Linked DNA regions of Mus musculus: region 1 is linked to region 2. A link is a contact called in ENCODE Hi-C data. All regions are on one chromosome and are shown on one strand. The core of a region is the stretch at or near the end of the contact, and the rest is flanking DNA. Distances in the headings are between cores, read along the strand shown. Region 1 holds the start of Hspa12a (heat shock protein 12A). Region 2 overlaps Hspa12a (heat shock protein 12A).

Region 1 (2,700 bases), core at 67-2,566, 38 kb after region 2:
ATTGCCAATGTCAACCAGCTGCATGGCTGCTGGCCTCAGTTTCCCGGCTTTGGGTCTCTGTAAAGCACAGAGCTCTCCTCCGCAACCTGGATTTCGCCTTAAGTCCGGGCATGCTACTGTCATCCTTGCACAGCAGCTTGCTTAGAGCTCCTGGGAAGCTGGCTCGGGTATCCACTCTAGCCAAGGCCCTGTTAGGTCAGGGACACGCGCAGCGCCTCCCGCAATCAACTTTCCCCACTTGAGATGCACAGGAAGAAGACTGGAATCCTGACCAGCCCATCCCCTGTGCGGGCGGCGAAGCCTTGATTTACAACTCTGGCTGGGAAAGCATTTCATTCTCTTCCCGGATCCCCAGTCACTCCCTCCCTCACCATCTAAGCGGCAACCATGCTCCCAAAGACCTGCTCTACCATAAAGGTAAGAAGCGAGGTTTCAGTACTCTGCATGGGACACCCCAAACCCGCTCGCTCCCTGCCACACACACACACACACACACACACACACACACACACACGCCTCTGACAAGTACTGAACAGCCCAGTCTCTGTAATCCCCCCCCCACCACCACCACCACCAATCCAGAGAATCCTGGAGGATGAGAGGAGAGCGGTGGGACACCCTTTGGCCTGCAGCTGCTGCCGCCACTCCGGCTCCTATGTCCGGAGGGATGGGCTGGCAAGAGAGGATAGTTTTAAATCTGATTTCTCCAAGGATCTTACCTCCTGCCTCACTGAGTCACTGAAAGGAGCCGTTGAGGACCCGGGGCCACCTGGCGGCCGGCCATCTACCAGGTCAGCAGTAGCATCCCCAGCACTGTGCTCAGGCGATGGACAGGAGGGGCGGTTCTCTTGGGAATGATAACCGGCCCTGACCAAGGAGCCAGCCCGTGATGGAAACAACTAGGGTTCCCCAGCTGAGGATTTAGTCCTGGTTGCAGAGTCCACACCCCGGCACAAACCTACCACGTGACTGAAGGGCGGCCTCCCACCCAGTGGGCCTGAAGTCCTGTCCAGAAGCTCTGTGATCCTGCCAGGGAGGCAAGACCGAACCAAGGAGCCCACTTTTCTAACGCCCTCGACTGGGCTGCCAGGTGCGATATACAGCACACCTCATCCCTTCCAGCCCTTCAGCCCATCACAGCCACGGCAATCAGCCACCGGCCCCTTGCCCCGCACTCACCTCGGGGCCCGGCGTCTCCACCGCCAGCTTCCTTGTCCGCCATGGTCCTGCAGCCTCAGCCCGGGAAAGGAGCCTCCGGTGCTAAATCTTAGGCTCCCGAGCTAGGTCTGAGCCTCTGGACAGCGGGAGCACCACTCTGACGCTGCCGCCGCAGCCCGGGCTCCTCCCCACGCTCCTCCCGGGCCCGCCCCACGGAGCCAAGGCCCTGGAGAAGGAGGGAGTTGGCTCCTCCCACAAGCTCTGAAACCGCTGGTCGCCGCCCAGCCGAGGCCACACCCCGTGCTGTCATTAGCGCACCAGGACTCAGCTTGGGCGGTGGAGGGTCATAGCTGAGCAGGGGTCTCTGCAGCTGATCCAACCCGGCGGACACAGAAGCGCACAAGGTCGGATTTCAAGCTCTGGAGTTCCCGCCAGACCCTTCAGCAAGCACTGCACACTCAGCATTCCATGCGAAGCACACTCCAGTCCACATCAATGGCCTCTGCTCCTAGGTCCCAGAGGAGCACACCAAAGCAAGCACTGGAGACCCTGGTGCAGCCGGGAGCCAGGCCACAACTTGTGCAGGGCTGAGGCCCAGCACCCCCACCAACTTTTCCTCTTCAGGGTGCCTACAGGACTGCAAAGCAACTCTTGACCCACGGAGGTACTTGTCGCAGAGACTGTGTTGCCCTTCCATATACGGGATGCATCCCTGGCCCCATTAAAATAGGACATTAATAATTCAAAACTTCCATGGTTGACTGAATCACTGGTCTTTGCCCTCTGGCTGGCGCCTGCTCTCTCTCTCTCTCTCTCTCTCTCTCTCTCTCTCTCTCTCTCTCTCTCACACACACACACACACACACACACACACACACACACACACACACACACACACCTGCGCCTCTGGCACCTGCTAAGGCCTGGCTAAACAGATGATTCTGGGTGCTCTGCTCTTTGGTACATGCAGGGGTAAAGATCTCATTAACATAGTCCCTACGTCTTCCCCACCCCACCCCCAAGGTGGGTCTGACACTAAATGCTGACGTTCACATATCCTTATCTCATAGCTGTCAGTTTCTGCATTTAAGAAAACTTGGCATGGGAGGTTTAAATTATGATTTCAACATCACACAAGAGCAAATGGCTGGCTGGAATCTCATCCCAGTGGCAAGCACCATCCTCACTTCGTCATCATCTCCGTACTTAGGGGAGGCCTCCACAAGCAGCCTATGGGTGGTGGGATGACCTGAGGTCTGCTACCAAAGCCTACAGAGGAGAGTGATAAACAGGCTGGGGTTGTAACTCAGGGGAGGACTCCCACCCCGTGCTCACAAACTGTCTTCTGCCTGCACTAGGATAGCTAAACGCAGTCTCTGGCTGTATGTGGGCCTCTCTGAGCCTCCTTGTCCTCTTCTGAGAAACAGGTTCTCAAGACTAAAAACAATTACGTGGCATGATGCCTAGCTTGGAAACTAGGGTACAGCGGTTTTAAAAGCAGGAGCTACTAGATGCCAGGCCAGTTGTTCAGGGTGTTGGCAG
Region 2 (2,700 bases), core at 62-2,561:
TTGTCTTTTTTAGGAACTGCCAAATCTGTTCCAAGATGCTGAACCGTTTCACCTTCCCACCAGCGTTGCCTAAGAACACATTCAGGAGCTGGAGAGATGACTGGGTAGTTGAAGAGCACTGACTGCTCTTCCAGAGGTCCTGAGTTCAAATCCCAGCAACCACATGGTGGCTCACAACCATCTGTAATGGGATCCGAAGCCCTCTTCTTGTGTGTCTGAAAATGGCTACAGTGTACTCATAAATAGAATAAATAATAAACCTTTAAAAAAAAAATTTAAAAAACATCAACAAAGGAACATACTCGACTGTTGTAACCTCAGAGCCCACATGCTCTCCCCGTAGGCTGCACCTCTGCCTCCCGGGCAGGTGCAGCAACCCAAGGTTGGCCTAACGTAAGGCTGACTGCCCCTAGGCTTTACCTTCAGAGCCTGCTCCTTGAAGTACTGCAGGGCGTAAGCGAAGATCTCGAGGGCTTTGACCTTCTTGCCATTTGCTGCTGTTAAGTCTGTGTCCATGGTGAGGTCCTACAGGGAGAAAGATGTGACCTTGGTTAAGAGGAACCATGCCTTTGGTTTGGGATGGCTGTTTGGAGACCAGAGGAATCCTGCTTCCCTATGTTGAAAGAGGCAGAGACAATGGCGTACCTCCTTACCCCTGCAAGGGACCAGGCAGTAATGTCTCCTTACTCTGTTAAAGCTCTGGGGGTTCTCCCCAGGCCCCACCTTCACTGTGTCCTCCTTCCTTCCCTCTCCTTCTCCCCTTCTTGGCTCCTCAGGAGCAGGAGCCTCTGGCCCATAGCAAGTCCTGGGTATGGAGAGCAGGTGCCAAGTCCGGTGCAGTTCACATGCAACGTCCAGACATGGGTCACCCTTGGGAGCTCTGTGACAGCTTGATTCATGCCACTTCACTGCCAAGCGGGACGCTAACACACAGCAACCTCTCCTTCCCCGGCGAGCTGCCAGCCAAGTCACTAAAATAGAAGAGTTCCTATTTTAAGGCCGGTTCTGTCTAATCTGCTGAAAGCCAGGCAGGCATTGCTGCCTCTCTGGCTCTGCCAGAAGCCAAGGCAGCTACCGTACACGGTCCTCTGACAGGGGATACGGTGCAGAGGCCAGATGGTGGGTGGAAAGAGGTCATAAAAAAAAATCATGAGCAGGGTCCCCGGAGGCAGTGGGGGGAGGGATGGGTGGGTGTGGAAGGAAGCCTCTGGACTAACCCACTTTTCAGTGGGAGGAACAAATTAATCAGATTGATGTAGGCTAGATAGCCAGGCTTTGCCACTGTTTTGAGGCGGGGCCACGAGTTACTGATGGGTCTGTGTGGGGCCTTGGGTTATATCCTAAACCATCTGCTCATGTTCACTGCTCCCGGCCAGCGCCCCATTCTCCTGGTGCCCAGCTTCTAGATTCTCAGGCTCGGGGAGGCAGCAGAGTCCCGAGAAGCTACAGTTCTCCCCGTGCCTCCATTGCCCAATTCTGACAGTCAGCACTGCCTCCCATCTGAAAAAAAAAATGTGCGAGACCTTTTCATCCAGGAGAAATGCAACCTCACGTAAGCCTTGAGCCCTGGAGGGCGAGGTGCCAGTGGGGGTTTTCCTGCCTCCCCTTTGCTGTCTCCTCAAACGCCAATGGAAGCTACCATTCGACTACAACTTTCCTTCCTCTGGGGACATCATGCATGTATATCACTTCGATCCTTATACTCCCTGTGAACATAATCTTGTAACTGTCTCCATTTTAAAAAGGAGTGTGAGCTGGCCCTGGTGGTGTGGGCACACAAGTGTTGGCCCAATCCTTTGCCTGGGCAGTGATGGAGAGCTGGCCCTGGTGGCGTGGGCATGGGAGAGCAGGCAAGCTGACCAACTCAGCTACCACCCAGGTCCTGATCCAGGCCTTTGAGCTGGCTCACCCCAACATCTACCCAATCTCTGAACTGCTGGAGCATGTGAAGGGGCTGGTACTACAGATCCAAAGCTGCAGGGTCTCCATGACACAGGACAACAGGATATCCAAGAGGAGTCCCCGTGAGAATCCAAGATTGATGTGTAGCAGAAACCAGAGGCCTCAAATCAGACCAATGACTCACTGCAATGAACATCTGCAAGTAAAGTTGTTTGAGCAGAAGAGTGTACTGTTTGACAGACTGTGACATACCACAGTTTCCATGGCCAGATGGGTTTTTTTTTTGGGGGGGGGGATGGGGGAGGAGGCTACAGGATGGGAAGCAGATATGGAATGACCTGGAAATGAATGGGATTTGGTGTTCATGATGTAAAAAATCACAGAGTCAATTGAAAGTAGGCAAATAAATAGAATTTTGAAACGGAAGCACAGCGAGGTCTAGCAAGGTCATGTGGCTTGGACTAAGTGTCTTAGAGGAGTCAGGGGCGGCACTGAGACCCATGGCATGTGGCCAGAGCCTATGGTCTTCATCCAGTTTCCACCTTTCCCATGAAGCTTTGGGAAGGGGGTGCCTGTTTGACCTGGGCCACTCACAGAACACTGGCTTGCTCAGAGTTTTAGAAGTGAAGCTGATGGTCTGTCATTCAGCCCTCTAATAACTACCACACCCACTTAACTTCTTTCTTCACACACACAGAGGGTGGCCTGTCTGTTAGTACTGGTTTGCAGAGGAATTTTAATCCAGCAACATGGCTGCTCTGACAAGGGGGTCATATCCAAAGACTTTCTAGGTCTGTG

The links. Hi-C counts contacts between places; a loop is a spot of excess contacts on that map.
Region 1: a map of left cerebral cortex shows a loop between it and region 2 (4-fold over the local background). The contact joins the promoter of Hspa12a here to the enhancer-like site in region 2. A Hi-C loop is called at or near these places in 10 of 37 maps with a recorded cell type or tissue (adrenal gland, gastrocnemius, heart and 1 more).

Annotation. Positions count from the first base shown.
Region 1 is chr19:58,859,668-58,862,367 of GRCm38, forward strand. Hspa12a (heat shock protein 12A) reads right to left here and starts at 1,317. Exons shown (of 12, transcript NM_175199.3): 1 at 1,180-1,317. The coding sequence starts at 1,222. It overlaps Gm52393 (a long non-coding RNA gene), which reads left to right. Exons shown (of 2, transcript XR_003952907.1): 2 at 252-1,910.
Region 2 is chr19:58,821,644-58,824,343 of GRCm38, forward strand. Hspa12a (heat shock protein 12A) reads right to left here. Exons shown (of 12, transcript NM_175199.3): 5 at 421-525. Among named protein-coding and RNA genes, the nearest start is that of Gm41877, 28 kb to the left of the region's middle. Within about 2 kb of position 1,312, at least 2 of the 3 ENCODE cell types and tissues checked have a DNase peak (open chromatin) inside an H3K27ac peak, as active enhancers do; they include gastrocnemius and heart, where a contact is called at or near this core.